Regions from separate parts of the Homo sapiens genome. Here region 2 is linked to region 1. A link is a loop called in an ENCODE intact Hi-C map of the cell type or tissue named here. Cell type or tissue: ascending aorta. All regions are shown on one strand. Each heading gives the region's core, and the rest is flanking DNA. Links, peaks and the distances in the headings are about the cores only.

The links. Peaks named below come from ENCODE experiments on the same cell type or tissue, not always from the same donor. Only the 100,000 strongest peaks of a DNase experiment are listed, where the experiment ranks them.
Region 2: it touches region 1 in a loop (2.9-fold over the local background); 2 of 110 quality-filtered maps call a loop at or near these places.

The regions. Positions count from the first base shown.
Region 1 is chr13:94,323,904-94,340,362 of GRCh38, reverse strand. All of the region lies in intron 6 of GPC6 (glypican 6), which reads right to left. Among named protein-coding and RNA genes, the nearest start is that of GPC6-AS1, 140 kb to the right of the region's middle. RefSeq lists an enhancer at 12,900-13,009. In ascending aorta, for the core only: no CTCF peak of the experiment used is centred there; a DNase peak (open chromatin) is centred at 10,382.
Region 2 is chr13:94,161,296-94,177,754 of GRCh38, reverse strand. All of the region lies in intron 4 of GPC6 (glypican 6), which reads right to left. All of the region lies in intron 3 of GPC6-AS1 (GPC6 antisense RNA 1), which reads left to right. Among named protein-coding and RNA genes, the nearest start is that of GPC6-AS1, 18 kb to the left of the region's middle. In ascending aorta, for the core only: no CTCF peak of the experiment used is centred there; a DNase peak (open chromatin) is centred at 7,334.

The DNA of each region.
Region 1 (16,459 bases), core at 5,650-13,649:
GATAATTGGTAGATTTTTTTTTTCTAAATTTTTGGGAATGTTCTTCAGAGGAGTTACATAGGTAACAAGCAACATCCACAGTTAGTGATGGATTATTTTCCAGTAATGCATGACTACTCCACAATTAAAATGATTTCCCCCAAATCCCAGTCCTGCTATTACCAGGAGTTTTAAGTTTCTCCCAGTTGCCGTTTAACCATTCTTTACCTTTTTGATACCTATAAGCAACTGAGTGGATACCACCTTATGGAGAAATGAGAATTTTCTCATGATTTATATCTTTAAGCAAACTTAGAAATTAGGCTGGTGCGCTGGCTCAAGCCTGTAATCCCAGCACTTTGGGAGGGTGAGGCGGGTGGATCACCTGAGATCGGGAGTTTGAGACCAGACTGACCAACACAGAGAAACAGTGTCTCTACTAAAAATACAAAATTAGCTGGGTGTGGTGGTGCATGCCTGTAATCCCAGCTACTGGGGAGGCTGAAGCAGGAGAATTGCTTGAACCCGGAAGTTGGAGGTTGAGGCAAGCCCAGATCGTGCCATTGCACTCCAGCCTGGGCAACAAGAGCAAAACTCTGTCTCAAAAAAAAAAAAAAAAAAAAAAAAAAAAAGGAAAGTATGCAGGTTGCAGACTTAAAAATTGTGCAGATTTTAGTTTCCATAGATCATTCCTCTTAGAAAATTTAGAGCCAAAGGACTACATCTCACTCCATTTCAGCTCACTTTTATTTTACTACTTTGACCTACAAAGATCATCCCCCTTCCACCCTTGATCTTTTCATGCATTCCTGTTCTCAGAGTTCTAACATAACAGTGACCCTAAGTTGCAAAATATTCACATTCAACTTATTTTCTCTTTAGCAGTAAATTTCCTGAGGCTGTATCCCTGACTATCACAGGCCCCGAGTGAGCAGTCAAAGAGATAAGTTACATCGCGTAACTTATGAATGACAGCGGGTGTTAGGAAGGGAGTGATTAGGAAAGAAAACTCCTAAAATAGGCCGGGTGCGATGGCTCACGCCTGTAATCCCAGCACTTTGGGAGGCGGAGGCAGGCAAGTTGCTGAGCTCAGGAGTTCAAGACCACCCTGGACAACATGGCAAAACTCTTGTCTCTATAAAAATATAAAAATTAGTTGGGTGTGGTGGCACATACCAGTAGTCTTAGCTACTTGTGGGGCTGAGGCCGGAGGACTGCTTGAGCCCAGGAGGTTGAGGCTGCACGGAGCTGTGTTTGCGCCACTTCACTCTAGCCTGGATGACAGAGCAAGACCCCGTCTCTTAAAAAAAAAAAAGGAAAACTCCTAAAATAACACTCCTTCACACTGAACCCTTGGTAATAGCCTTTAACTAACTGATTCAGGGTTTACCCAGCTAGGTCAATGGCTAGAGCACAATGCCTCATTCCAGACAGAGATCATGGCCTCACTCCCTTCTCCAGCTATGGGCAATGGCAAGATAGAAAGCTGACCAGCTCGATATTAGGGCCATTTCCAAAACATCAGCCATCTCCCACCATGACTCAGTCCCTAATTCAGCCTCATGTATGTGACAGAGAAACCAGTTCCTGCCTGGGCTCTCCTCGAGGCATTTTACATGGGTTTACTACAGACTTCTAAAATTCATGAAATTTCTTCTGGCCACTCGGACTCCATTTCCTCAACTGTAAAATTCAGGATTTTTATCTGGATTAAATGAATGAATATATTCATTCATGGCAGATGGTTAGGTCTCAGTAGAGGCTGGCCATCACCAGTACAGTTTTCTCAGAGCACACTTGCCCTCAATAGATTGCTGTCATGATGGAGCACTTGGGAAAAATGGACCATGGCTGGTCAGAAAACCTCAGGACCAAATATGGTGTAATTATTGAATCTGGTAGATGCAGTAACTCTCTGCAGGAGTGGCGTGAACTCAAGGATGTCACTTGGGGTAGAGGGAGGCAAGCAGAGGGAGCCAGGAGTTTCTGCTCTCTGCAGAGATGGTGCTGGCAAGCAGGATTGGTCATCTCTGCTCCTGAAGCAGTGGGTTCTCTGTCCCCATTTGCATTGGGTGCTGCTTGTGGGTTCCCCCAAACTTTCTGGTGTCAGCCACACCCAGAAGCAGATTAGGAATCTCTGGTAATTAGTAATCCCTGGAGATTACTAGGAATTGACTAATTAGTAATCCCTGGAAGAGGCTGTGATTATCTCCCACATCTGTGACCCAAAAGAGAGAATTTACCATCTAAGTGTGATTTCTATTTTTTAAAACGATTGTTGCTAAGGAAGAACCTCAATCACAATGCTCACGGAAAGAAATCCACTGCAATGCAGAGACAAGTGAAAGGATGCAGCAGCAATCACTAGGGCAGAAAGTCTTCTTAACGTGTGCGAATTGCCTTTGTCCAAACTTAGCGTGTGCCCTCGAAGGTCATGGAATGCCTCAGGTGTTTCATGAGATGGAGGACTTGGCAGATGGCACAGGCGTGAAGAGGAGGGAAAATGGGTGTGAATGTTCACAGGTGCCTCACTGTGTACTAGGCCCAGTTCTGAGGGCTTTCTGTGTCTTCTCCCGTTGGATATTATTATTTAAATGTAGATCTGATTACTTTGAAAAACACAGCTAACTACCTTTTTAAGTATATCATGAATTACGCCTGTAATCCCAGCACTTTGGGAGGCCAAGACAGGTAGATCACTTGAGGTCGGGAGATCAAGACCAGCCTGGCCAACATGATGAAACACTGTCTCTGCCTAAAATACAAAAATTAGCCAGATGTGGTGGTGCACACCTGTAATCCCAGCTACTTGGGAGGCTGAGGCAGGAGAATCGCTTGAACCCAGGAGGTGGAGGTTGTGGTGAGCTGAGATTGCGCCACTGCACTCCAGCCTGGGTGAAAGAGGGAGACTCCACCTCAAAAAAGGAAAAAAAAAAGAAAAAAAATGTATATCATGAATTAAATGTACTATCTATGTTACTAGCCCTGGCAGCTCCAAGTCCTGACTCTGCCCTCACCCCTAACCAGGTTGTGAATTTAGATGAAATAAAATTTATATTTTTATTTGACGATGGCCCTTTCCTCATCAGGCGCTATTTACTGCATCCTACAGATGAGAATATCAAGGCTTCAATACATGAAAATCCCTGCCAATGAGTCAAAGCCCCCATGTGAACCCAGATCCAGGTCTTCTGAAGAGTTCTCTCCAAAGAGTTCTGTATCATTTCTCCTCATAAGAAATGAGGGCAAATGTGTTGGTTCAAAGGCTCAGGGGATGCTGAGGCTGGTGGCCACAGATTTGTCTCTGAACAGGGTGAAAGTAGAAGGAGGTGTAAAAATTCTTTCCTCCTTGTGGTATCTCCTTTCTAGTGGTAGACATTTAACCCACCAGTTAGAAGGGTTTCTATAAGCCTTTATTTTACTGAGATATCATAAAACAAATTCAAAAGAACCTCCTAGAAGCATTAGCATTTTTGATCCCCAATATATTCACACTCTGGATTTATTTATTTTTTTAATTCTTAAGAGAATGAAGTTTTGGAATGCAATAATAGTGTGAGTGATAAGTCTGCTTCGCAAATGATTTTTTTTTCCTTCTGTAAACATAAATTCAATGATTTTGGATTTTGATTACTTTCCCTAAAACATGCTCACATTTACTTTCCTTGTTTTTTCCTTTCTTTTGTTGTTGTTGTTGTTGTTGCAGAGAAAGCAGATATTCCACAACCTCTCTTTCACGGAAGGTCACTATATTGAGCACCAACCCTTCGTTCATAATTCAGAAAGGTTCTCCATCCTGGGAAGAGCAACAAATTAAAAAACCGCTACCGACGTGCAGATATTTTACAGCGCAATCCAGTGAGACTCTGCATTTTCATACTGAGAAGTAAAATATGACCTAGACAAGACCCAGACACAGGCTCATAAGAAAGACTACGGGGCTTTAAAATTATTGCCTTGATCATGGAAAGAAACATGAGGAATCACTGGCAGCCACAACTCAGGATGGTCTTTGGGGGCAATCAGTGTTTGACAGAATCAAAGAACATCTGGAAATCAGCATATTTTGAGCTAGTTCACACCCTGCTTGGTTCATATTTCAACAGCTCTATGTACTAAGGCAGTTATATGGCCCTGAGAAAAGCAGCCTGGATTTATCCTTTGGGATTAAACAATTTCAGCAAAGCTAGCAGGAGAACAGGAGGTAATCCCCCCTCACTGGACTCTAAATGCTACACCTGCGGCTCGGGTGTGTCATGGCTCATTTTAACCTGCCTCAACATTTTCCGAGCATCTACCAGCAAAATGCTTTGCAGGGCATTTTACTCACAAAAATGACTCTCCAATCTACATAAGAAAATGTCTAACTAATACTTCCTGGGCTTCTGTCCAAGTAAAGATTGACACACTTCTCTCTGACTCTCCTCTCTACACCCTTTATGCTGCAGATGACCAAACAAGAAGGAAAAAAAAAAAAAAAAATCACAACAACAGTGAAGAGAGCAGGGTCTTTCAGTAAGACAGGAAGAGAACGATGAGGGAATTTAACAGATGGTGCTGATTTTGGCATGGATGTTCTCCCTAAAGTTCAGATAATAACTCTGGAGTCTCTATAAGATAGTTGATTCCCAAAAGGTCTTTATTATTTCAGAAACATGCAGTTCAAATCCACACACATATAAAACAACAGATAGCTTGCAAAGTGTCTTGGTTTTCTTCTCACAAGAACTCAAGAATCAACCCACTGTTTGTTAGATCCTGATTCTTTCAGGATTGTATATTCATTCTAAAACAGTGTTTAAGGGACATTTTATGGCAACTATTTATCCTACTAGATGTCAAACCTAAAAGACTGTAAATTTGCCTCTGAAGTGTCCCAGATTGTCTAAGGAACAAATTATGTGTGTTATTCGTAAAGGTCTCTGGACCTTTTTGAATATGTTTGTGATTGTACCTGATACTACTTCTTGGCAAGGATTATATATCAAGGTGTACCACCCAGTGTGGCTCGGAGACTCCTGGAAAAAGATCCCAGGAGGATACATGGTTTACTTTGTCTACTTCCTATAAGGGTTTGTGGACATTCAGCATATCCTATCCACCTTAATTTGAAAGGCTTTTTCCTGCTTTCATATGGTAGTATCCTCTCTATCACCTTATCTCCATAGGGACTTCTTTCTGATCCTGTTTTCTTCCCTTTATAGCGTTGTTGCCCTCCAGAGGGCCAGAACCACCATGGTTTTGGTAAGGATAAGACAACTCACTCTTAAGTACTTTCTAGATTATGCTTAGTAGTAACCCTTTGGGCCGCAGCACACTCCTGGACTGAGAGTCATGGACCAAGCCCATGAGTAATAACTGCATGTACTTCTACCTCTGAAGGGTTAGTTACAATCACAATAAATAGTTGCATTTGCATGGTGTCTAATAGTTTGACTGCCTTCACATACCTTTAATCACCCAATCACCATCAATTAGCTATAAATTAGGTATAACTATTAATATTACTCTTTTTATAGATGAAGACTCTGGGGCTTAGGGAGGGGAAGTAAAGGGCAGAGCTTAAAGCTGGATTTCCGATGGAAGGTCCAGGGCTGGCTCTAGAACATTACGCCTGATGTGCTCAGGAAGACACTCAAGCAAGGGCTCTGGGGCTGAATCCTTATTTTCTAGGTCCCAGACTTGTGCTTCTCAAACTGGGTTGTGCTTTGGCACCACCTGGAGGGCTTGTTAACACAATTTTGGGGCCCCACTTGGAGTTTCAGTTTCCGTAGGTCTGGAATGGGGCTTGAGAACTCGATGTCTAACAAGTTGCCAGGGAATGCTGATGCTGTTGTCCCAGGAACCATAATGAGAAGGCCACTGTTTCAGAATCTAGGACAGTGGTCCTCCATCTTACTTTTACACTAGAATTTCATGGCATGCTTTAAACATCTATATTGATACCTGCACTCTACTTTAGAAAGATTTGGTTATTGTAGAGAAGAATCAGGGGGCACTGGTATTTTCTGCTGTTCCCCAGGTGGTTGTAATGTACAGCTGAGGTTGGAAGTCACTGTTTTAAGGCAGGAGCCAGCAAACAGTGGTCTCCAGCTGGCTGCTGCTTTGTAAATAAACGTTAGTGAAGCACAGCCATGCTCATGTGTTTATGCATTGTCCATGGCTGCGTTCAAGATAAAAATGTCAGAGTTGAATGGCTGTGACAGAGACCACTGGGTTGCAAAGTCTAACATATTCACCCTCTGGCTCTTTCTAGGTAATAAAACAATATAGAGGGAACTACAGAAGATACCCTATACCTTCCAAGTTTCAATATATCTTTCCAAATCTTGATAAAGGCAATGTGGGGAGCATCAGAAAACAGAAAGAGGGTGAGCTCTTCTATAAGGGGCTTGACTCAAAGTTGTCATTTCATTTTTTTAAAATGACCTTTCTCTCTCCTTCTCTGCTCTCTGTACACCCATTCTCCTTTCCCACCATCTTAATAGTTTCTCCATCCTAATAGTTGCACAGGCTTCTCCATCATGCATTTGGACTCAGCTTCACTGGCTATCTTCATTGCATGCTCCCCTACACATGAGCAGCCTGTTGCAGTGGAAAGGGAATGGTAATTGGAGTCAGAGGATCCGAACTTGAATCCTACCTCTGCTACTTAGTTGTGCAATCCCAGGGAAACATACTTAGCTTCCATGGACCTCAGTTTCCTGACTAGCAAGACAGAGAATGCCCTACTCTTAGGGTTATTGCAGGGATTAAGACAGATGACTTGAAGTGCATTGCAAAACTGCCCAATGTCTTACACATTTCATTTACTAATTTGGCCATAAGTTCTCAGGAAAATGTACAAAGTGCAACTAAAGGACAATGCATTGATGTATTGATTTCCTTTTAGGATTCACCAGGAAGGGATAGGAACTGTACCTCTTCTAAAATTGGGTTTATCTTAGTTTGACAAGAGGGGAAAAATGCAAACTTTCTTAAGCCGCTGTTTTTATGACTTACTGGAATCCCAGGATTAGCACAGAGAGCCTGCACACTCAGATGCTGACCATAAGATGCCGTACAGCACTGGCCATTAGTGAGATTTATGGCCATGACTGCATCTAATGCATAATCTGGAAAAGGGCAAAATATGAGTTGAGAAACTATCTTTACCTAAAACTTCAAAGTTAGAAATGAAGTGGAAGAAATTTATAGTAAAAAATTAAGGGACGCCCTGAGTATTTCACAGCTAACTTAGGTGGCTCACAAGACTTCCTGGCTCAGCACTATATTAAGAGGGTAATGTATACCGATATTAATTCATAAAGCAGATGAAGACCCTGGAATCCTTTCCCATCCCTGATGCACAGACCAATTTCATCTCTAAATCCCTCATCTATCGCCCCTGGGAAAATCCTGTCATGTACAGAATCCTCGCAATGATTTCCAGAAACTTCATGTAAACATACAGAGAAAAGAAAATGTTAACCTCTCTCATAACTCACAGGCAGTGGCCAAAGAGAAAAGTGTCTTTCTTGTAAACAGAGATCCTCACATCTGTTACTTCTCTTGCAATCTCCTGACATCAAATTCGCTCATAGCAAAACTCATTACTGGTCAATTCAGTGAAAACCACCAAACTGATTTTGTTTATAAAAAATTCCAGAACATTACAGGAAACAAAAACCTTTTCGAAAATAATCTATTTCTTGCAACAATTCGACACAACGGCATTATTATTTCTATGAAACTATCATAAGATTTTAAATCACATGTTTTGAGCTCTACTCAGAAGGCAGATTAGCTGCATTTTGGTATCTCCATGCCAGAGACCAACGGCTGAGCCAGCCCCACACCAGAGAGAATAAACTGGCAACAAAAACTATGTACAGAGACATTAGGCAAAGACTTCGCATTTTCCATTTTGATAAAAACTTGCAAAATGGAACAGCAAGAATATAATTTGAGCAATCCGTCAGACCCAAGACTGCTAGTATCTTTCTTTTGTTCTTTTATTCCCCCTACTTGGAACTTTCACAATTTATCACATTGCAGATCTAGGAGCACCATTTGAATAAGATTAGGTGATGGCTAATTACTACAGTTCAGCTGAATCCAGCTGCCATCCATGGGCCTTGTTAAAGCCCCCAGTGACCAACTTCTTGGCCTCATAAGCACTTATTGGAAGAAACCAAAGCCAAAAAAGGATGAGAAAAGGGGCCCAAAAGAATTATAAAAGAAAAAATTAAATTTTTGAATATCGGGTAATAGTCAAAGGAATGTCCAGTTTCTAGAACCTGTTCGGGGAGATTCTTCCAGCCTGCTCTTATCCACCTCTCCCTTCTTTAATTCCTGTTGCACAAAGCATTACTGCCTCATAGTTTGCAATGACTGAGACTCAGATGGAGAACAGAAATAAAATCTTACATGACTTTAGATTTCTCCATCGCTTATTGACGAGAAGAAAAAAAGAGAGAGAAGAGCACATGTTTTTAGTTGACGAACTCTTTGATATAATCCAAAATTGGCTTAATATCTATATTCCAATGCTTAAAACTTTCCCTGAGGAAGAAATCTCTTGCTTGAAAAAGACTGGTACCCAAATTAATTCACCTTTTACTTTTCCTAAGTAGTGATCCTTGCTTTCCATCTTGCCTAAAAATCTTTGTATTCCCAGGTTTAACTCAGAATTTTCATACTAGGATCCTTTCTCATACTATTTGGAAATGCATGAATTTATGAAGGGTCCATTTTAGGTGGACACTCAAGCAATACTTCCAACAACTTGACAGACAAATGCTGCTGTCCGTGGACAAGGATGAACCTCTCTTTGTTCTTATTTGTGGCTACAATGCAGATAGATCAGTTCTGGGCCCTCTGCCTGACTCCATGTAACCACACAGCTGCTTAAAATCTGCTTGGGATTAGGGGTGTACACTGGGCTATGGAACCAACTAAAAATATGGGCCCAGATGGTCAGCAATCACTCAACCCTGGCCTCATTTAGGGGTTGCTGTAAATCAGGGACGGGCAAACTTCCTCTCTGAAAGGATAGGTAGTATTATTTTAGGCTTTGCAGACCATAGGGTCTCTATCGAGATGACTAAGTGCTGCTATTGTACTGTCAGTACAGCATTAGACAATATCTAAATGAATGAGCAGGGCTGTGTTCCAATAAAGCTTTATTTATTAAAATAGGTGGCTCGGCCCGTAGGTCATAGTTTGCTGATTGCTGCAAAGAAACTTGTCTGACTAGCTGACCCCAACTCTGGTTTACCTATTGTACTAGTCCCCATCCTAAAAATCACTGCATACAGTTTCTTAAATCTGCCAGTTAGAGTTGATGTAGCACCCTCCAAATCAATCTAAAATGTGATAGAAAAAGGAGGCAAATTTTTTTATTAAATATTTGGAGGGAGGCCCAATTTCTGAGATCAGAGGAAGATACTAAACTCGTAGAACAGTCTTATATGGTTATATCAATGTAACAATCAGCCTCTTAAGAAAACCACATAAAAGGACAGCAATCAACCCAACAAACCCACTAGATCTCGTATCCAGAGCTTTTTGAAATAGGCTAAGGTCTCAAGAGATATATAGGTGAATATGCAGTTTCTCCTCTGTACCTTTTTGAGATTACACAGGGAAAAACATGGAGCACAGAGCTCATTGCATATTGACTATTATCATCCACCTTTAACAGACAAGGATTTGAGCTGTGCTTCTCTTAGCATGATGTACCTACGAATCACCTGGGATCTTGTTGAAATGCAGGTTCTGATGCTGCAGGCCTGGGGTAGGACCTGTGATTCTTCATTTTTTTAACAGGTGATACTGATGCTGCCAGTTTAGGAATCACATTTTGATAAACAAGGACTTGGGGAAGTGGCTAGCAACCTTGGCTGCACCCCAAGGACATGCTTTAGGAAGCTTTCCAAATACAGATGCTGGGTCAGTCCCAAGCCAAACAGATCAACATCTCTAAATACGAGGCCCAGGCATCAGTATTTAATGTTTCCCAGGTAATTTTCATGTACAGTCAAGACTGAGAGTTCCTGAGTTAGAGGCTCAGAGAAATTAACTGACTCGCCCAAGGTCACTTGGCCAGTGGCCAAACAGACTTTAAACGGTAAAAATTTTGCTGGCCCCAGGATCTTTGAAAATGATCCTAAAAATTATTACTAGGCAGGCATAACATAGGCAAGGGTTGCATCGTTTCCATAAGAATTGCTAATGTGAGAGAGAGAAGAAGAGGAAAGGTGGGATTAAACTTATGCAGGGAGTTATCAGTCCTGATCGAGGGAACACAGAGAAAGCAGGCAGCACAGTTGCTCTGTTCCAGTGTGAAATTCCCTTTCAAGGATCACTATTTCTTCATGAAAGCAACATGGTAGGAGCCTCTCAGAAGGCATATTCAAGTTCAGCAATGCGCAGTACCTTCAGCTCCTTTGATGAATCACTACATGATGAAACTTTAGAGGCTGAGTAATCACATTTGGCTTCGTTTCTGCCTCTTGGGAGGTTCAAAAAGTCATGTTTATGGGAAAGGGTAAAATTTCTGACCCAGGGATTTTTTTTTTGTCCCAAATAGGACCAAGGTAAGAGAAGAGGAGGAGGAGGAGTAGGAGGAAGGAGGAGGAGGAAGAGGAGGAGGAGAAGTAAAGCAATATTGGGAAATTATCAGACAACCCAAGATTTTCTGAATCTCCTAAACCCATTCAATCCCATGTTGTGAATGGAGGTCCATTTTCATCTGGAAAAACATGAATTTCAATTACATTTACACAATTGTTCAACCACAGTTTTCAAGATCAGATGCATTTTCTCACTGTCTGCAGATCCTGTGGAGAATAAACCTCCCCCCTGGGATGAAGACCTTGGCTGTGTAATTTGGGACATGCTACCTCAAAGGGAAAATGAAAGCGTGATTCTCTTCTGAGGGAGGAATTGGACATCTCCCAGACTAAGCAAATGGCAGCTGCAGACGGTACTGCGAGGCACAGATCTGCTGCTGGGAACGACATCCTTCGAGGTGGAAGATGTGAGGGGCCCAGGGTGCGGTGGGCCCTGGGAACACTGTGAACTCATGTGAAAATTCCTAACGTTGAACATGCAGGGAGAACCCAGCGTTTTGCCAAATGTTTTCAGGAGCTTAAATTTTAAGCATCATTTTCCTGCACTTCTGTTCTTTTTGGATATTCTTGAGGACATTTTAGTTTCTTTATTTTGTCCCTCTCTGGCTCCATTTTGGGCAAGAAAGAAATACAAATCTTACTCTAAAAGATACTAACCAGCTCTTTCAAAAGGGAAATAAAGCTGAGAACTCCAGTGTCAGTGGGAAGTATCTCACCAACTCCATTTCAGCCCCCCCCGGGGTTCTTCCTCAGGAGCTCCAGAGTTGATGGGGACCCATTGGTCAATGTTCAGAGGGGTCACAGCAAACACATTTCACACTCACACAGAAGCTTACAGTCCTGTCGCTCAAAGGGACTGCAGGGCCTCTGCAGTTCACCCCTGGTTTTAACGATGAGCAAACGAAGGCTTGGTGATGGGCAGTGACCTGTCGAAGGTCACATAGTGATGCAGGGGCTCCCCAGCCAGCATCTCCTCCCACAGCAGGCTGCCCACTTCCCCAGCGGACGTGGAGCAACAGACTGGAATGAGCCCCCTTTCCTTTCCCTGAAATACTCAGTGCAGTGACTAACATAAGGTTCAGAAATATTATTTGTTTGTTTATAATTTATATACAATTGCTTCCTAGAAAGACTTGCAGGAGGCAGGGCCATGCTGCTGGCTGTGGATGGGGTCTCTCTTCACGTCTGCTCCTGACAAACACAGAGCAGTGATGTCAGACGGCAGCTGCCATGAGTGAGACCAACGACAGGACAGCGACAGAACAGCCAGAAAGCAAAGCTTTGTTCCAGCATCCCCAGGAAGTCTTCGTGTGGCTTTTCCCTCTCTCCACTGGAAACCTCACTTTAGGGTGAATCCTTCCATGTAGGAGCCACGAAGTCATTTTACATGTCTAATTAAGAGTAGTCATTCTTCCAAGAAACATGCATTGAACACATTGGCATCGGGCATGGAAAGATGGAAAAGGTAGGTTCTCAAAGCAGTAGCAGTCCACTTAGCATGTGAGGTGGTATCTATCAGGATCACAGGCGAACTTGTTAAAAATACAGATTTGCTGTCCCCTGTACCCCACTGGCTGACTTAGTGTGGCCCTGGGTTGGCCCTTGGGAATCAGTATTTTAATAAGTTTCTCATGTAAATGATCCGAGTCCCACATATTCCGAATGCTGGTCTAATGTGCAGAGGAATCCTTTGAGACAACAGCCACAGATCCTTCTCTACTGTTGGCTTTGTAGGCGATCTCCAGGAAGCAGGAAAGATCACCCTTTCCTATTTTTTCTCCCAACAAAATCGGAGGGGAAGGGGGAGGAAGCATGCTTGGATGAAGAAGGCAGGTTTACCATCTCCAGGTGTGCAATGTGGCCCTGTTTCCTCTCCTAGAAAATCTCTCAGCTAAACTCCTGCCCTAAGAAAAGGAGGCACTGAAGCTGTTTAAGGAAAGAGAAAACTAGGTGAAACTCTTTGCACTTAGATTCCATTTTATAAGGGGCAGTGATTTTTTTTACTGGGTATCACACTTCCTGTTAATAAAGTGAAAAAACAAAGACGAAAAACCTCTCACAAAAATACTCCGACCCACTCACTTTTGAATCTATATTTTTAGTCAATGTGACCACCTCAGTGTTACTGTAAAAGTGAAACTCTTGAAAAGGGGACCTGGGTCAGAGTAAAGTGTCAGTTTCGTGAGCAGACATTCCTCCAAGTGCTTGGCATTTTTAGAATGTTTTGCTGTCGTTTTTTGCTCTGACTGCAGTAAACGAACCGTGATATGAAAACACCATTTTTCCTGTGTTGTGGCCTAGCATTTCCTGAGAGAAGCCACAGCTGTGAGGTAGAGATGGGGGACATGGTGGGTGCAGAGGATAGAGAAGAAGAGAAGAGCTGGGAAAGAGACGCAAAAGGCCCACAAAAGGGAGAAGAGAAAAACATCTGCAATGAGATGCTCTGTAATTAATCATCTCCACGAAATTCCAAGTCTCCAAGCCCCGTCCGCCATGCAGTTTGCTGACACAGAGGGGGAAAAGCACTTTTACAAACACACAACTAGTAAAACCGTTACAGCTACGTGAACAGCCAGGCTCCAGCAGAAGGCAGTGGCCCTTATTTTTAAAATTATGCATGAAATCATACATGTGGAGAAAAAGATAACAAATTCCCCTTTCTATGCCTTGGAATATGGGAGTCCCAAAAGTATCCTGAGAATATTTGCTGTCTCATGTTGGTGCTGATAGACGCTAAACTACCAAAATATTTAGCTGTAAAAGTCCCTTGAGAACGTTATTGTTGATAAAATACCAGTGGGGGAGCTGGAGGTAGACCCTCCTTTTCCCACGCTTGCATTTCTATAATAGATTGTCTCATAGGAGGAGGGAACAAGTTACTCTGACTTAATTTTCCTTACTCACAGAGTGCCCGTGTTTGCAAGCTGGAAAGACTCTTCGAAATCTCCTTTACTTTCACTCACTGTGTTGCTTCCCGCCATTTAACTAAAAGAGGAAAGGTTAAAGGACTCACTAAAGTTTCCAGCACATTTTCTGTGTTTTCACTGCAAAGTGACAACATGTAGGCCATAGAATTCCTCTTAACAGTGAATTTTAAATGAGTTTGGATGAAAAGGATAGTCAATGTAGGTTTATTGATGGTAACAAACCGAACATCTTGTGATGGTTGGGGAGGCTGTATTTACGTGGGGGCAGACTTTTGATGTGAAACTAAAACTGTTCTAAGAAAATAAAGTCTGTCAGAAAAGAGGATCCATCCTGTTTGTGAAAGTGGACAGTGGATCCAAGGAGTCTGATTCTACTTTTTTTCTTTGTGATTATAATTTTGTGAAATAATTTTATTTCTGTTCCAGAAATAAAAAACCTAGGTCTTGTTCTGGCTCCTTATCTCTGCACTTCTGATATGCTGTCCTTGTGCCATAAATCTTAACTTTGTGCCTCTGTTTCTCCTATTATTTTAAAAGGAGAGGAGTCAAGATGAGGGAAGATAAATAAGGTAAGATAATTCTCTATTTTGGAATATATGTGCCTGTGTGTGTGTGTGTGTGTGTGTGTGTGTGTGCACAAGCATACCAAAAATACCTGATCTTAGTGGAAGAAAATATAAATAAATACAGTCAAAGTGATTTTAGTTATTTCATCTTTCTGGATTCTAGTGTTCTCACTGGTAAAGTGAGGGCATGGAGATGGATGTTAACATCCCTTCCAACTCTAAGCATCCCTGAATGTAGAGCAAATTCTGGAAATGTTTGGAATTGCTTGTCCCTGGTAGTAATGTCAATCTGCATGCCTGGCTGGATGCTATCTTACTGGCTTCCCCATGTGACCACCACGAAGGAGCGTCTTTGAGGGAAGGAGGTCATGGTCAGAGCTTCTAAGGATCAGGCTCTGGTCTCATTGTCGTCTTGCTCTGCTTACCCAAACAAGTTATCTTGCTTTTAGCCTTGGCGTGAGTCAGCTCAAAGCCAAACATGGTAAACCAAAGAGCTCTTCGGGTCACACGGATCAAAAGGGTTGGGAAGGAGCTGACCTCAATCCAAGAAAATGCAATTATTTGAACCCAGAAGACAAAAATATGTAATAGGGATTTTAACCAAAAGCCAGTAATCCTGGAAGGGCTTTTTACAATTCCCATGAGCCTTTTAAATAACTTATGCTGAAAGCTTCTTATTGTTTTAAATCAATAGAGCCATAGCTTTTACTCCTAATCATCAGTTCAACCGAAAATAATTTACTTGATATTATACTATTAGTATATAGGAAGCGCTTATAAAATGAGGACCTTGAATCCCAAATTCCCATGATCAGCAGTCTTTGAGAATATAACAGTGATTTAATGAAAAGCAAACTCAGATGCATAGTTGATTTAACGTTCTGGGAACACACAGTAGTTACTGGCGTCCAGACTGACTGCCCTCTGCCCTGCCTTTCACCAAGTTCCTTTCTTTACTCCCCTTGGAGTGAGCACAAATGAGTGAGCCGCGTTCTTCTCCAGGCTTCATCATAGAATTCTCTGAAGTTGCTCTGGGCACTAAAAATAGTCCTGGTGTCAGAAAGGAACATATCTTTCTTCTTTCTTCTCTTCTCCTCTTCCTCCTTTCTCCCTCCCTCCCTCCTCTCCTCCCTTCCTTCCCTTTTCTTTTCCCCAAACAGAGGCACTTATGAAAGTACTGTGGACGACAAAGAAGAGACAAAATAGCAGTAAATCCCTAAAATGTCTGTTCACCTCTTGTTTGACCTTTGACGGCAATAGAAACATCACAGACACCACGAGGATTCTAACGTTAGGCCCCTGGGAACAGAACATTCGGCCCTGGGAGTCTCTTCAAGAGAAACATCAAATTGCTGGTTCCAGTTGTTTCAAGTTTTACAAATGAGATATGGGATGTGAAAACCCTTTGTCTATCCTCACGCATGTCACAAACGTGGCGTATCCTTATTAGTATTTGGTGAACGACTATAGGCTGCCACACAGATTCTGCTTCAATCTGGAACTATGCTGCATTTTCTGAGATAGGACAATGGGTGGACATAAATCTAGAACAGAAATTAAAAAAAAAAACAAAAAACCCAGGTCTTGTTCTGGTTCCTCAGTCCCTTATCTCTGTGCCTCTTATCTGCTATCTTTGTGCCGTAAGTCTTAACTTTGTGCCTCTGTTTCTCTTATTCTTTTAAAAGGGGAGGTGTCAAGATGAGGGAAGATAAAAATAGCTGCAAGATTCTTCTTGTGGCTGTCATTCCCCATAGTCAAACCTACTCTCGAAGCGCTGATCATTTTACAGTTAAATTACAGTTGGTAACTTGTCCCTGTGTTCACCTTCAAGGGAGTTTTTTTAAAAAGGCTATTTCAAATGCTGTTCACCTTCACATTCAATTCAATCACCTATTTTGGGGTTTTCATGTCCTCTACCAGTATTTCTACCTTGTCTGGCTTGAGTTTTTTTTTTTTTTTTTTTAAGGCTTTCATAGATGGTCCTCGGTGGTGACCTGAGGCCACAGGCATGTACGCTGCTCTCAGAAATCAGTCACTGGAGAGGCCATGGGTCCCCTGCCTCTCTGTGTGCCATCATTCCTCTAGGTTATTTTCATCCACCATTTAGCTGCATCCTTCCCAAATACCTTCATGTAACTTGAATCTCTTATCAGCTTCCCAAATGTTCACCCTGGGACTTTTCATTGTCATCTTGCTATGTGGCTGTAACTTGGAGAGAAGCTCCAGTGTTAACTTTATTCGACAACAATGCCGGAAGCCAGCATTAGCTTGCAGTTCTCTTCTAGTCCTCAGCGACTAGTCCTAAATGTGCCGAGAAAAGCTTTATTTAGTAGCTTTAGCTCATCTTAAATGCTGCAGCAGGAAGCCATAT
Region 2 (16,459 bases), core at 3,599-11,598, 160 kb after region 1:
GATTATATTGAAATAACTAAAAATGCTATGTTAAAACATATAAATATTATTAATATTCTTAATGCTTCCCGAAGGCCTTATATGATGTATAGTCCAAACATATGAAATTGCTTGTGCATATTTCATCTTTATCAGGCATCACCATGCCTATTATTTATTTCAAAACTATTTGCTAATTTGATTGGTGACAATTGATATATCTTGTTTTTTTTTAGTAAGTTTAACATTACTTTGATGTTTGCTAACTCTCTTTACTTTTTTCCTAAATTGTTAGTTCAAGACTGTTGAAAACTTGTCTGTTAAAGGGCTCATTGTGAAAAATCAATATGTAGGAGCTTTTTATATAATTAACGTATCATGCTTTTAAAAGTCATATTTGCTGCAAATATTTTCCCAGTATCTTTATCTTGGTGGTTGACACATAGAAGTTTTACATTTTTTAAATGTTGATATCCTGACATTGTGGTTTAGAAGAAAACACTTTGGTTATTTCATTCAGTCACTTTTCTCATGATGTTTACCTAAAAAATTTACATCGTGTTCTCTTACATGTTGAAATTTGGGAAGAAATTAAACATTCATCCTGTCACATGTGGGTCAAGAGCAGACATTAGCTATTTAGCTGATTGAGTTAAATAGGATACAGAATTGATAACTTCTTCCTCAAGGCAAATCTTCTGAATGGGTTTCTAATTCTAAAAAGAGGATACATATAACCTTATATTTGCAAGTTTATTCTCATTTTTCTGTCTTTTAAAAATAGTTTTAAAGCATTTGTCATTGGTAGTTTGTGCGCTTAGGGTAGTACTTATGGATGCATAACATCACATGCGGAAGTTCTGTGAAGTTTTCGATGTTCTACTTTCTTGGTTACTTATGTTACAGGGATTCTGATTGCATTAAGGATTCTTTCTTTCACCCCGGAGAAGCATACATCTGCTTCTGCTGACATCTGTTCTCCTTTGTGGGTTCTGAGGAAACATTTATTTCTTTTTTGCTTTTCTTCCTGTTTTAGCAATGTCTGCTTCTCATCTTAATAAATCACCTTTATGTTGCAATAACTTAATAGAAGGAGAATACATAGCTAAAGAGAGAATGTGTAGCACAGAACATAGAATTCTGAACAACATTCTTGGCTTGTTCCAGGGTATCTGCCAGGCATTTAAAAACGAGGTTCATGTGTATTGGCTTCTTTTTGAAAAGAAGATTATAAATAACAATATCAAGGTCACTCGTTTCCCTCCATGCTTAGCACAGGGAAGTTGGAATGGTGAATGAGTTAGGAAAGGCTTTGCTTTGGGGATGTAGTTCCAAATATCGGTTCTGCTATGTCTATGAGTTCCTTTCACCTTCCTCCCTGAAGGTTACTGTTCCTTCGAGAACCTGATGCTCTGCCTCCCTTTAGAGGTATAAAAGATCACCATAGTCTCAGGAGAGAAGGGATCCTATTCCACGTCTTCGAATGTACTGATCTTTCCACAGGCTCCTGGACTTCTGAGATGTTTTTCTTATGTCCTAGTTAATGCTACAACCCACTCAGTGCTGATTTCAATGATGAAATGAAAGGGTCTTATTGAAAAAAAATTATGAGATTAATTGCTTATCTTGTCTTAGGAATGAAATATTAACTGGGAGGAGATACGTGCAATATATATAAGGAGCTTATTTCCAGGATATATAAAGAACCTCTGCAAATCAATAATAAAATGAATAGCTCATTTAAAAGTGGTGAATTAAAAAATTCTCCATTGGACAAGCTCGCTCTCTCTCTCTCTCTCTCTCTCTCTCTCTCTCTCTCTATATATATATATATATATGGCTCATTTGGATACTCCCTTTTGGGAAAATATATATATATGTATATAAATAAAGTATAAACATCTTTTATATAAATATGTACATATACTTTTATATATACACATGTATATATTTATATAAAAGATATATATAACTTTAAATATATGTATATATGCTTATATATATGAAAGATGCTCAATATCATGCTTATCAAGGAAATATAAATTAAAACCATACAGAGAATCCTTTAGACAGATGCAGAATAATTAAAATTAAAAAGACCAGCTATACTAAATATTAGCAAAGAAGCAGTACATCTAGACTCTCATACTCCATTGCTGGGAGTATAAATTGGTTCAACCACTTTGGAAAGCTGTTTGACAGTATTTATTAAACCCAATCAGAATACCAATTCCATGACCTGGTAATACCATAATACAAATTCCATGACCCAGTCTTTTTAGCAAATGACTAAAACACTCCAAATGTTCCTCAACAAGAAAATGGATAAATAGTAATGTATTCCTACAACGAACACCATAGAGTAGGAATTGGCAAAGTATGGTCCAAAGACTAAATCCTAGTAAGTAACATTTGTTGGAACAGAGCTGCTATACTCAATCATTGACACATTGTGGATGGCTGCTATTGTGCTACAAAGGCAGAATTGTGTAGTTGCAACAGAGAGCATATTATCCACAAAGCCTAACATATTTACCACCTGACCCTTTATGGAAAAAGTTTGCCAGTCCTGCAATAGAGGCAATGACTAATAATAGACTGCTGGTACAGGCAAGAACATGAGATGAATCTCATGGATATGATGTTGAGTGAAAGAAGCCAGACAGAAAAATGTACATACTGTATAATTTCATTTATAAGAAGTTCCAGAACAGGCAAAATTGATGGTGTTAGAAATCTGAAGAGTGGTGATATTTGGGAGATACACACCAAGAAAGACACAAGGCAAACTTCAGGGATCCTGGAGATGCTCTGTATCTTGATCTCAGAGATAGCTACAGGAACCTGTACTCATACATAAAAGTCAATTGAGCTGCACACATGAGATTAGTGCACTTTACTTTTTTATAGGTAAATTAAAAAATTAATGGAATCATGAATTTTCTGGCTCTAAAATGGGCATATTGGCTGAAACTCTCCATATATGGTTGAAAGGTAAAAACCTGCTGTTTTCCGTGACTTTGGAAGAAGTTGAGGCTCAGTTTTCATAACTGTAAATAAGCCTGGCCAAATTTACTTTACATGACATTTACAAGGACATTATAGTGCTTGATGAGATAGCACAAACTTTTGCTAAATAGCATGTCATCTACAAAAGAATGTCTGTATTTTTTTCTTACATGCTTTTCTTTCTTGTTCACTGACCTTCTGCTTTGCCACACCATTTGTTTTATGCCATTTCTTACTTATAACAATGTATTACCAATTTTGTGCTTCCTTGTTCACCTACATCTGTCTCTTTTCCCTAGTATATTTATAGTAAATTGCTTGCATAACCCTTGGGCCTACATTAATTTATCTTTGAATGTTTTTCATTTCCCCATTGTGTCCTCTAACTCCATTGATTTACCCTATTTGATATTTCTTCATTATTCTAAAATTCACTTGGCTGCTGTTCAACATTCTTATTTTTTCCCCTTTTGGTTGTCCCTGTGTCCTAATTAAACCTAACTAGGTTATAAGAACTCTTGCACAGAGGTTCACTAACCCATGCATTTGAATTGCATTGGATGGATTACTCAAGCTTTGCCAAAGATTGATTTCTTTCTAGCTTTCTCTTTTTCATGGTGCAAAATTTAGTAATCTTGTGCCCTGCCTGCCAACCTACAGTAGTACATGATTTATTCATTTTTGTCACTTATTTCCAGAGAGCTAAAATCATATGTAACTAGTAGCCTCTTTTATTAGCAAAAATGAAAAGTAATAAGAAGATATCAATGGAGTAGGCTATTGCCATAGTTGGTAATCAAGATGATAATCAAAGATTAAGCCTGCTTCCTTTAAAGAATTCCTGAGCACTTTGCAATTACGTTACCACAGATCCTCTTAACATTGCTGCAGTAATTGGAAAACTACTAAACATTTGTTACAGATAGAAGAGAGCAACAGAAAGTACATGAGCTTTCTAAGTTTCCCTCAGCTTATCAACAGCCTGTAGAAGAAGCAGGATATTCAGATGGGGAATCAAAACATGCTTTTAAATCTCAGTTCAAATAGAAAAATAAGTGACTGGAACTAGTGATGTTCTCAAAATCTCAACTTGAGTTCGGGCTCCACCTTGAGGTGTGCTAGCTTGGGCATACACTGAAACCTAAATATTTATATTTCTAGAACTGGAAAATCACTACCTCTCCTTTATACCAACATGTCTGGGAATGAATCAGCTTGGAAAACACTTGTAAGTGCTCCCTTGAGGTCATCTTTTTCACAGAATCAAATATTTTAGGGTTTGAAGGAATTCTCGAAGTCACCAATCCAACCACCCAACTGATACTTGAATCATCTCCACAACATTCTAAACTCCTGTGACCACCAACTCCATCTGTACACGTCCTAACCAGGAAGCCATCTTATCCTTGGTTCGAACTGTACCAAAGAGCTATGCTGAATAGTAAGCTCTTCAAATATTTGAACATGGCTTGTGTGTACCCCTGAGTCTTCTTTTCTTGAGTCAAACATAGCAATTTCTTGTGCCATTCTTTATATAGTGTAGTTTCAAGTCCCCAGCCAGACCTGGTCACTCTCTTCAGTTTCCATGAGCTTCAACAGTCTTTCATTCCTTAAAAATGTGGGGGCAGAAAACTAAACAAAGTCTTCCAGTTGTGGACTGATCTGCACAGAATGAAGCTGAAGTATCCCTTTCCTCATTCAAGATATTGGTGCAGTCTCAGAATTTGTTTTTCTAGTCAACACATCTCATTGTTGGCTAATGAGAGCTTATCCTCTAACCAAGGTCAAGTCCTTCTCAACCACTGCTCCGTACTCATGTGTGCCCCTTATAGATACTATGAGTTGACAGCCTCTATCAGACCATTGCCCAGGAACAGTCATTGGCAGTGTCTATCTGAACTTTACTCAGCTCAAGCCTTTTTGCCTGAACATACTGTCTCTCATGCCTTGATTAAGAGCTCCGTAGGCCTATATATATGTTAAGAGGCTTAGAAATGCACGTAACTTGGTCATTTATGTAAGAGTGTACATAAGTCCATTTGTTCAGCTTCTAAAACTAAGATGGTTTTTCCTAAAAGCAAGATTTATTGACATTTTAATGTAAAGAGCCAGAGAGCAATATTTTCTGTTTTGTGGGACACATGTTCTATGTCACAAGCACTCAGCTCTTGGGAAAGGACCCATAGAGAATATGTTAATGAATAAGTATGGCTGAGTTTCAAGAAAACTTTATTTACCAAAGCAAGTATCAGGCAGAATTTAGCTGATGGCTATAATTTGTTGACCTCTGCTTTAGAGTATCTGAAAACATTTTGTGATTATCATTTTTTCATTATCTTTAAACATTACCATGAAAATGGTAAGCTATTAATTATATTTTACAGATAGAGAAATTTAATAATATACTGAATAAGATCACTCGATCATCTCGTAAGAGCAGTTAATATGTACTATTGAGATAATCTCTCAAATCATCTCCCTTCTCACCATATGGAATCTATGAGATACGCATTTTTATTTGGGAAAAAAAAAAGATTTCAGTGATATCTTACTTGTTTTTTTTGTCTTCTGGTGGGTAGGTTCCTCAGGTAGATTTGATTATAATGATTCCATAACACTACAATCTAAGAAAACCTTCTTTAATCATTGCCCCTGTGCCTGAGGGCAAGTTGCTGCTGCTAGGACTCTGTGTGTGCAATTTGGGGGGCATTTAAACAATGCTCACTGTCTTTCCAAACTATTCATCCAAATACCTGGCCTCCTAAAAAAAAATTGAAAATGCTCATCAATTCCACGTTTTCAGCACTTAACACAATTGTTTATGGGCTTCACTCCTGTACAGCTAGTACACCTTCCATATGGAGCTTCTGCCACGGGACTTTGTAGTTTCATGGTTTTTGCACTTTGGGGTAACAGAGGGGATTCCTTCCTTCCAGATCACTGTCATTTTAAGAATCAAGTAGAGGCTCACTGAAGCACGCAGTTGTGCTTTTCATACTAATCTGCAGCTACATGCCATGAAAAGTGTTAGGAAATCTGAGATGATAAACTAGGGCCTCAAGAAACTCAAGCTGGTAACAACTAAAATGCAGGGAAAGGACAAATGTCTTGGTTTTACCCCCTAGCAAAATCCCTTTTTACAATTCAGGCATCTCTTATCATGAATATACTTTGGAATTTTCCATTCTCCCTAGAGTTCCCTTCCTTAGCATTTTAGTCTAGGAGGCATTTGTTCTTTTGAATGTCATGCAGTGTGACAAATTAGTTCCCTTACTTTTACTGAAGCACTTAATAAGCTGCTTCGCTTATGCACCCTTACTCTTCCCAGGTGTTCTCATAGTCAAAATGTAACAGCCTTCTGTTTTTCCTGAAAAGTCTCCTAATGTTTCATTTGAGAACATCCAGAAAACAGAGGTAAAATAAATGACATAAACATACCATAAAAAGTAGGTCTAAAATCTATGTTGCGCTGGCTGTGTTTTCAATGGTCTTGCGTGTAAGGGTAAATTTGCTATAGGATGAGAAATTCAGTCTTACTGATTTATTGAGACCATCAGTAGCAGAATCAGTACTTCAGTAGCAGAATCAGTACTGTTAGGTCCCAATGGTGGTGAAGGGCCTTTCTGCATGACCAAAGAGGCTAACAGGTTGTACACTTGGGCTTCTGCAAACCCAACCATACTCAGGTGAAAAGAATCAAAGACAATGAAATAACACTCAGCTAAATTAAAAAGGCACACTTATTTTCACAGGGACTACACAAATAAGCAACTAAAGAGCCAACGTCTTAAGAAACTGAGCCTCCAAACATTAAGAACATCCTAGATTTATTTCCTCGCACTCTGGACATGGAGTAGGCAGAAAACAACACAATCCCAGAGAAAGCCTGTAAGTCCCACTCTTTTCAATTCTCCACTCCCAGGATCTTTGTTAAATGGCCCAAATTAAACATGATGGCTCAAATGCCCTCACAAGAGAGTTGTTACAATCTACCTAAGCAAATTCAATTTACTGAAAACTCTCATGGCTTTATTCCCATTCTCTTCAGCATTTGCAAACACTTTGATAGTTTTCAGTCTGGCATTTTCCATGAGTTTCAAATTTGAAAACGTGAAAATCCAGTCTGATTTTGAGGATAGCAAAGAGTTAATACTTATGGGGAAAAGTCAGTGCCCAAAAGGAATGAACTACATTCCCTTTTCAATTTCTCTGCCTTCTGGCTAACTTTCCAAACAGATTTAATCACTCTCAGTATGTCACCATCAGAATCTCTCCCCAATGGCCAGCACACAGCGGCTACTGGGCTCTGAGACTGCCAGGCAGCCAGCAGCCACCTCACAACCTCACCACTCAGCCCAACCAGCTCAGTCCCTCTGGCACCCTTCGGAGGCTGAGTTACTGGCATGAATACTTTCAGAAAGCCCAAGTTAGCACGGGGCCATTTCAATGAAATTAGTGGTGAAAACCATCAAGCATGAGAATTTGATTTCCATCCAAGGAACATAGGTTGATTTTTATCTGCTCTTCCTTGGCATCAGAAAAAGAGGCTAGGATTTCAATAACTGCTGATGCCATTGCTTGTGTGTTGCTTTCTGGTTGAGGATCACGTGCCTGTCTGTGTTTTCTTTCAGAGCACTCATTATTTCTTGTGCTTTTAGGGGCAGCAATTCTAGTTTCCAGAAATTAGCATTTCCTTTTCTTGCCTCCAACAGTAGCAGTGCCAAAGGAAAGCTCTTTTAATCAACTCTGTGCCACAAAATAAGTTGAAACTGTGACAGGTGAAAGTTCATCCCCAGAGGTCCCGCCTGCCCAACTTCCAGTCTTCACTTCTCATCCAACTTCCCTTCACTCTAAAGCAAAAGTTCATTTTTTTTCATTTTCTCTGGAACTGAGAAAATAGGAAGATGCTGGAGTAGGACTCTCCAGCAACATCAAAGTGGGCTCAGCACATAAGGCTCCTGCAGCCACGTGTTCTCTCTGTGACGTTCTCTGTGGATCTCCAGGGAGTGTGAATCTGATTCAAAAACCAGGACCCTTAGCCCAATCAACCACTCTCCCAATGGCATGTTTCTCAGGATCCCGCAAGGGATACAAAGGATTCATTCCTTTGTAGCAGTGCTTTCTAATATGCCTTTGTAATTTGTTGTGGAAGAGTCAGTCACATCTCTATGCTCTTTGCATCTGTTTATTTCTGGCTCGGTATGTTTTCTGGCCTTATTAAGTATTCACAGAGACACAATAACTGTCCTTTTAATCTTCCAGAAGTTAACCCTCTAACCCTCTGAGTTCTAGTATTTTAAGATTTTAGTATTGGCTTTCTCCATCTCTTGTATATCTTTCGGCATTCTAAATACCACCCCTGATTACTGTACTTTCAGAGTGACAGTGTTTTGGAGGTGCAGAGTACTTTAAAGTATTTAAAATCCTTTGCCTGCCTCTTTCCTGCCAAGATCAATTTGTGATCTCACTCTGCGTTCATTTTCCAAGGCTGAGGTATTTCATTTTTCTGCACCACAAATGAGATATTGAAAATTATTGCAACTGCATCAACAGAGGAAATCATTTCTTGAAAGCTGTTGCTTTTCTTTTAAAAGTGATATTGCAAACGTTGTTTCCTATCCTGTAGTAAATAAGCTTGTCAAAAAGGTAAACTTGCTCAAGCCTTCATGAAAGACAAAACTACAATTTAATTGTGTAATAATTTAAAGTCTGCCTTCCTTAATAGCGGCTCCCACTTGCCTAAGCCTCTTACGAAACTGTTGTCATAAGTGGAACTTACCCTGGTCCAACTTCTATCCCCACGCCCACGGAGGGTAATGCCTTCCGGCATTAACTTTGCATTATTTTACCATATGGAGACACATAACATTCCAGTCTTCACCAGGGCCTACTTACCCACAGCACCCAGGGCCCACGAAAGTGTTTTCACTTTAATCTTTTAAAATCAGAATAAAAAATGAATATAATAATTAATGTAAAATCATGAATCCCATCTATATTCGCCTTTACTCCAATTCAGTTGTAAAATATAATTATATATAATATATATTTTATATATATTTATAAATATATAAATGCATATACAAATATGTATTTATAATATATGGACATATAAATAAATATGTAGATAAAATATAATAAATATATATACTTTTTTCTTTCATGGAGGAAGGTGCCCATGAAGGCAAAAGTGCCCAGGGCCCATGAAAGTCATAATGTGGCTCTGGCCCGAAAAGATTTACTTATTAGGTAGGTCCAGAATATGCTGGGAACTTAGCACTACTTGGAAGACATAAAAATGTTATTAGGGGAATGATGATATTGTTTCATTTATGGTCTCCTCCCTGGCCCCCAACATTACGGGCTCCACCCCCACCTGGACTGTTTCCCTCAAGCTGTCTTCTCCCTGCTTTAACAGCCAACAAATCTATGCGTGAGCACGCTGACCTAAAGACAGCCAAATAGAATCTCCGAGATAGCAGAGAGTGATAAGCCTCCATCCAGTATCACAGAAGGGGCACAATATATGTTTATAGAATGCAAGAATGACGTTGTCATAGAATGTAAAGAGGGCAGGTTTTGGAGCCAGAGGGACCCAAGTACAACGTTTGGCTCTGTCATTTACTGGCTGAGTTGTCTTGGTCAAATCACTTAATCTTCTGAACATCCTATGACAACCAGTGATGATAATGCCTATCTCGCAAGTTGCTGTAAGGCTGGAAGATAATTTATGTACAAACACTTACTATAGCTAAATATTATATAAGCATTTTATGTGTAACCTATGATATAGTGAGAATAAATAAAACTGTTATGGAATAGATAACAACTGACAGTAAAATAAAAGGTATTGAATAAGCAATTGGCATTACTATTATTAGTCAACTTCTTCACTCAAATTTTGAATGGGTATTTCCTGTTTATAAGACTTAAGATATAGAACTCCTCTGTAGTTTACAAAGCCCTTTAAATATGACAGATAGTCTTCTGTTACCTTCCTCTTCCTCTTCCCTCATACCCGCTATTTTGCTCTAGCAAGACTTGCAGCTCCTCAAATCTTCCAGCCCTTCTCATATTTCCATGATTGCACGTGCTGTTCCTTCTGCCTGGAACACTCTCCCTTCCCTCCACATTTGTTTGTCTAGAAAATTCCTACCCTTCTCCTTCCATACACTCTTTTGTCCTCAACTCTCTCCTATTCCACATTCCTTTTCATTCTCCTTGCTGTAATGTAGCTTGAAAAATGAAGACATTGTTTAAAAGCACTGATATCTAGTTCTCATGAATTTAAATATAGTATCCATAATTTCTTAGATGACCATTTAAACATAATGAGGTAGGGTGAAAAAGGAGATTTTGAAGAATCTTCTCGTCCATCTTTAGTTAATCATTTAGCTAAAATAAAATCAGAAATTTCATTCAGAGGGACCTTAACTTGGGACACGCCCTCTTGCACTCTCTCTCTCTGTTCACCCCTTAACACTGTTATGACTACACAAGAACAGCTTTTCTCCTATAAGCAACCAGGCAATATTCCAAATATTTCTATTCTTTATTCTAAATACTTTGGACCATAAGTTGTCAGAAATTAAATGAACCAAATTTGGAAAGACTTCAAACTTCCATAACATTATTAACTATGCACCATTTAAAATTTGGCTGGCTGATAATATAAATGGAAAAAACATCTAGAGTCTAATTTTACCTAACTCTCGATAAAGAGATGAAATCTAGATTTTATGAAGAAGTAGATAGCAACTTCCAAATGGATGATTATTTAATTTATTATTCTATTAAGTCCATGCTCATTTTATTCCATTTAGCACTTGAAGCTGAGAAATCAACTTTACCAAAATAACTTTGATCATTGTAGGTAATTCATAATTAAGTTCTTAAACTTGGTTATGGAATTTTAATGTATTTGGACTAAATACATATTTGATGAAAATTTAAAACTAAATGTTTTCAGGTTTCAAATATTTATTATGAGTCCTTTGGATGTCAGCATTCTTTGACAACAGTGTACTACAGCTTAATGCTTCTGAGGAGATTAAAATATGTATTGTATTATTATGAGTGATGATTTATGTCAGGATGTGCTGTCATCTTCTCTAATAAAAAAGATTACAAAACAGATAGCTATAATGTATGGTGCAGGGGGAGGGGGCTGATTTGAAATCTCTATGTTCAATTTTTAGCCAGGAAAGCTATTTATAAGACCTCTCCATATTAAACAATACCCAATCAGTTCTACTGACAGAGAGATGACTTCTAAAAATGAAAAAGGATGAGGCGCAGGCCTATTATGGAGAGTGGAATTCAGGCTCAGGTTGCAACATGAATGGGTTTGCAACGACAGGCTATCTTCTGAGGAAGAAGGCAAAGCCTAGGAAAAGAGAGTAGGGCATAGCAACAGGATGCGATATAAGAGCTATTATGATGTCTTACAATACGAACATTTTTTAAAATTCTGAATTTAGAGTCTATTTAAAATGCATTATCCAAAAGGCTATTTGCTATCTTTAGAAGTTTAATGCATTTTAAAGTAATACTCTTGCATTATGAAGTGTGAAATCACAAAGTTCGACATGGGATGACGATAACCAAGGGCTCCTCCATTATCCAGTGCTAGGAGTCAGGTAGGGATCCCATTATCGACAGGGAGGTCTCACATTCACATCAATTTTGCTTGCATAGATCATAGAGTACAACGTAGCCAAGAATCAATTAGCAGAAGAAATTTAACGTGCCCTACTTTTTAAAGCTTATACTTGGGAATACATGAAAAATTTTCTTCCTGAAAGCTCTTCTGTATGTATAAATAAATAAATTCATATACACAAAATATGTATTTGTAAATTTACTATTAGGAGGTCAATTATACCCTATGGGAGAAAATAAGAATAGAAGATGATTTGATCAAGCAAGTAGCTATTATCCCCCTGCAACAGAATCATATTATTCTGATCTAATATATAATTTTGGTCAAAGAAACTATTGTTAAAGTACAAATAATTGGAGTTTAGTTTTGTAAAAATAGTGATAAATGCTAGCTTTGTAGCACTATAGCATACCTAGCAAGACCCAAAAGCATTCATGGATATAATTTAAAAAAAATTTTTATTTCCATAGATTTTTGGGGAAGAGGTGGTATTTGGTTATATGAGTAAGTTCTTTAGTGGTGATTTGTGGGATTTTGGTGCACCCATCACCTAAGCGGTATGTAGTGAACTCAATTTGTAGTCTTTTATCCCTCACCCCCTCCCACCATTTCCCCTGAGTCCCCAAAGTCCATCGTGTCATTCTTATGCTTTTGCATCCTCATAGCTTAGCTCCCACTTACAAGTGAGAACATACGATGTTTGGTTTTCCATTCCTGAGTTACTTCACTTAGAATAATAGTCTCCAATTCCATCAGGGTTACTGCAAATGCCATATTCATTCCTTTTTATGGCTGAATAGTATTCCATTATGTATATATATATATATATGTGTATATATATATGTATACATATATGTATACATATATATATGAATAGTATTCCATTATATATATATACACACACACACACATACATATATCACAATTTCTTTATCCACTCGTTGACTGATAGGCATTTGGGCTGGTTCCATATTTTTGCAATTGTGAATTGTGCTGCTATAAACATGTATGTGCAGCTATCTTTTTTGTATAGTGACTTTTTTTCCTCTGGGAAGATACCCAGGAGTGGGGATGCTGGATTGAATGGTAGTTCTACTTTTAGTTCTTTAAAAAATCTCCACACTCTGTTCCATAGTGCTAGTATTAGTTTTCATGAATACAACTTTGAAGAACAGAATGGCAATGGTGTTAATTTATTTAAACTCTAAATCCTATCTATATTAAAATAGAATTATTAAATGCTACTAAATTCTATGTTTCACTATATTTCCAGAAATCCCTAGTTAGTTTATTTTGTAAAAAAAAAATCAATTTATTTTCACTTCATTTGGAGGAATTTTGCCCTGTCCATAGGTAGCAGAGTGAGAGATAATAGTTATGATGAGATTCTTTAAGTTATTCTATCCCTGTTATCCGCTCTATCACTGTAGAAATCATCCCAATTATTATCCCAGGAAGAGGAAGATCTCAGTATAAGGACTGTAAGATTTATTTTGCACTAATAGCCATTTTAAAACCCTGAATCAGAAAATTTAACTGGATGTGACTTTCACGTGGTTCTTTACTGCTTGTTACACTTTCACATTGTGGAAAGTCTTCTATCCAGAGATGTATGTCAGTATTTTGCTTTCTCTAGACTGTTTGCTTAATCATACAAGAATAACAATAACAATACCTTTCAATTATAACTTGTATGTGACAGTGACAAATCACTCTTGAGGCCTGAGTTTTCTCATTTGGAAATTGGGATAATGAGATCTACCTCGCTGGGTACAAAGAAAAAAAATAAAGGTGATGAGTCTGGAAGTAATGTGCAAACTACAAAGTTGTATCCCAATATTAAGTAGCTTATTACTGGGAATGTGCTATGTAAGTAACACAGGACTAATGACATTATTTCAATAGATACAGTTTTATAGATAATATAAAACGAGTATTCAAAGTTGTCAAGCTGTTTTTTCAAGTTCACATGTTGGTATGTGATGAAGTTAAGGCTCCAACCAGGTGGTCAGTGATCTAAAGTCTTGTAAGTGCTTTATTTTTCTTCTTTGTTTCTCTGCTTTTCATGTGGCATCTCATAGATAAGAGTTAATATCTTTCTTGCAAATTTAAGTACTGTAATTGCTTCACACTCAATCACTGGTCAGATCACTCTCCCAACACCCTCTACACACTGCATATTTATTCTCATTTTTATCTAGTCATCTATACTGTATCTGATTGTCCTAAGTCCTGCCTCTAGTTTTAAGAAAATTAAGATTATGTAATGCCTTTCCAAGTGTCCTAAATCCTGCCTCCAATTTTAAGAAAATTAAGATTATGCAATGCCTTTCCAAGGCTCGGTGTGAAGTTGCACTGTAGTCCTGCCATTTTCTCCAAGGGCTCTCTTGAACCACCCAGCCCTTCAGTGACCTTGCAGAGCAGTTGCATTGCTACTTGGCAATCTAGTGCTTGATTGGAATATAACTTTTCTAATCCTTTTGTGAATGTAATTCTCATCCCTCTGAACTAGATTATCAAGTCAAGTATAGGGAATAAAGCTACCTTTTAAAAATACCTCCCATAAAATTTGAACACTTATTGTGGATTTGACTAAGGGATTATTTTTAAAAATGTTTTAAAGATGTGATGATGGTATTTTGGTTATTGTTTTTTTAAAAAGAGTTTCTATTTCTTGGAGATACATACATGAGAATTTAGGGGAAAAATGATATAATGTCTGAGACTTGCTTGAAAAAAATCCTACAGGGAGTCAAGGGAGGTGGAGGTGGAAGGAAGTAGGGGGATGGAGATGAAACAAAACTGGCCAGCACGACTGTAGATAATTATCAAAACAGGATAATAAGAAAATAGGAGTTCGCCAGATACTGTTCCACCTATTTTTGCATATGATTAAAAATTCCCATAATAAAAATTAACAAAAAAGTGGTTAGCACAAAAGAAAACTGATGTCTCCCATCAATACTGGCACAATATTTTATATACAGTAGCTTTAGTTAAGTCATAAATAGATGGTGAGAAAAATAATGATTCAGATCATCTTAAATTTATTTGGAAGAAAATAAAAGGTTTTAAAAAATTCTCACTCCAGAAATAAGCTTCATGGTGAGCTATTTCTATCCTGAGAGAAACAACCAAAGGTGAAAGAGGCTATTTCTTGGACGACTCTGGTCTCTGTACCCCAACATGTAACCCTTATTGTCCATGTCCATGGTGTCATTAAAGAAAATTAAATATGAGTGGTTTTAATACTGAATTTAACTTACTTAAACTATCCATAAAATGAACTACTTCCTGAACAAATGAAGAATCACAACATATATATGCTCAATGTCCAGCTGTCTAACTGAAAATGCAGAAGAAAAAAAACTAGATAACAGATGTAGGAGAAAAAAATTTGACCCAAATTCCTAAATTCTTAAGTTTCCTAACATCCAAGTAGATGACTAAAAAGAGAAACTAAAAATGGCAGTCATCTCCTCTCCATTCCCTCCTTTCGCTTACTAACAGAACCCTGGATTTCCAGGCAGAGCAGCTTGGGTGACACTGATTCTTCAGGTGCCAGGGTAGCCCTCACTGTTGTGAGCCAGCCAACAACACACTCAAGCCCCAGCCACTGAGTGTGTCACAGGGCTGGGCGCAGTCCCATTCTGAGACAGAAAGATGAGAAGAAACATTTGCTGAGGGATCCTTGCAAAGCAGCTGATTGGTTCTCAAGGAGCAATTTAACAAGACTGTGTTTCCTGCTGGACATGAATGAGGAAGCAGCTAGCCTCAGATACTGCTGGCAGCCAGCTTGCAACCCCAAGGTGGCCAGTCTCAGGGAGAGACCACCTCCTACAAAGCAGAGCAGAGGTGCAGTGACTCTGGTTCCAGGTGACACTGCTGAGCCACTGAATCCAGCTTCACCGGCAGCTTACTTTCTCTCTTGACTCCTCAGTTTTGAGAGGCAATAAATTTCTTTCAGTATTGATATGGTTTGGCTGTGTCCCCACCCAAATCTCATCTTGAATTAAAGCTCCCATAATTCCCATGTGTTGTGGGAGGGAGCCAGTGGGAAATAATTGAATCATGGGGGTGGTTTCTCCCATACCGTCCTTGTAGTAGTGAATAAGTCTTATGAGATCTGACGGTTTTATGAGTGGTTTCCCCTTTTGCTTGGCTCCCATTCTTCTCTTGCCTGCCGCCATGTAAGACATGCCTTTGCTCCTCCTTGCCTTCATCATGATTGTGAGGCCCCCAGCCATGTGGAACTGTGAGTCACTCAAACCTCTTTTTCCATATAAATTACCCAGTCTCAGGTATGCGTTTATCAGCAGTGTGAAAATGGACTAATACAATTATGAAAGCCAGTTTGAGTTGGTTTTTTTAAACTGAAGTGCAGAATATTCTAGCTGACACCCTAGTCTTGTGCATGGCTCCTTAGATAGTACTGCTGTTTTCTGATGAATGGCCATACTCTTTACATGTCTTCTTGTCTGCTGCATAAGACTTCATCACAGTTCAATTCCAAATGGCCTAACTAAATGATGAATCTGATGAGCTCTGGTATACAGGTGCTCAGGAAAGTGAATGGCAATTACTGAGAATACCAAGTCTTGTTAAAAATATATGTCAACATGCTAATAAGACATGTAAATGGCCACAGCACATTAGAAACCTTAACTGTATACAGCAAAAGTAGAAAACTTTAACTGTGTCTATGAACACCAAGGACATATGCCAATCTACCTCTGTCAGTGATTGAAAACACAAAGATCAGAAATAAACTGAAAGCCTAAAGGGATTTTTAAACACTCTTATCTTTGA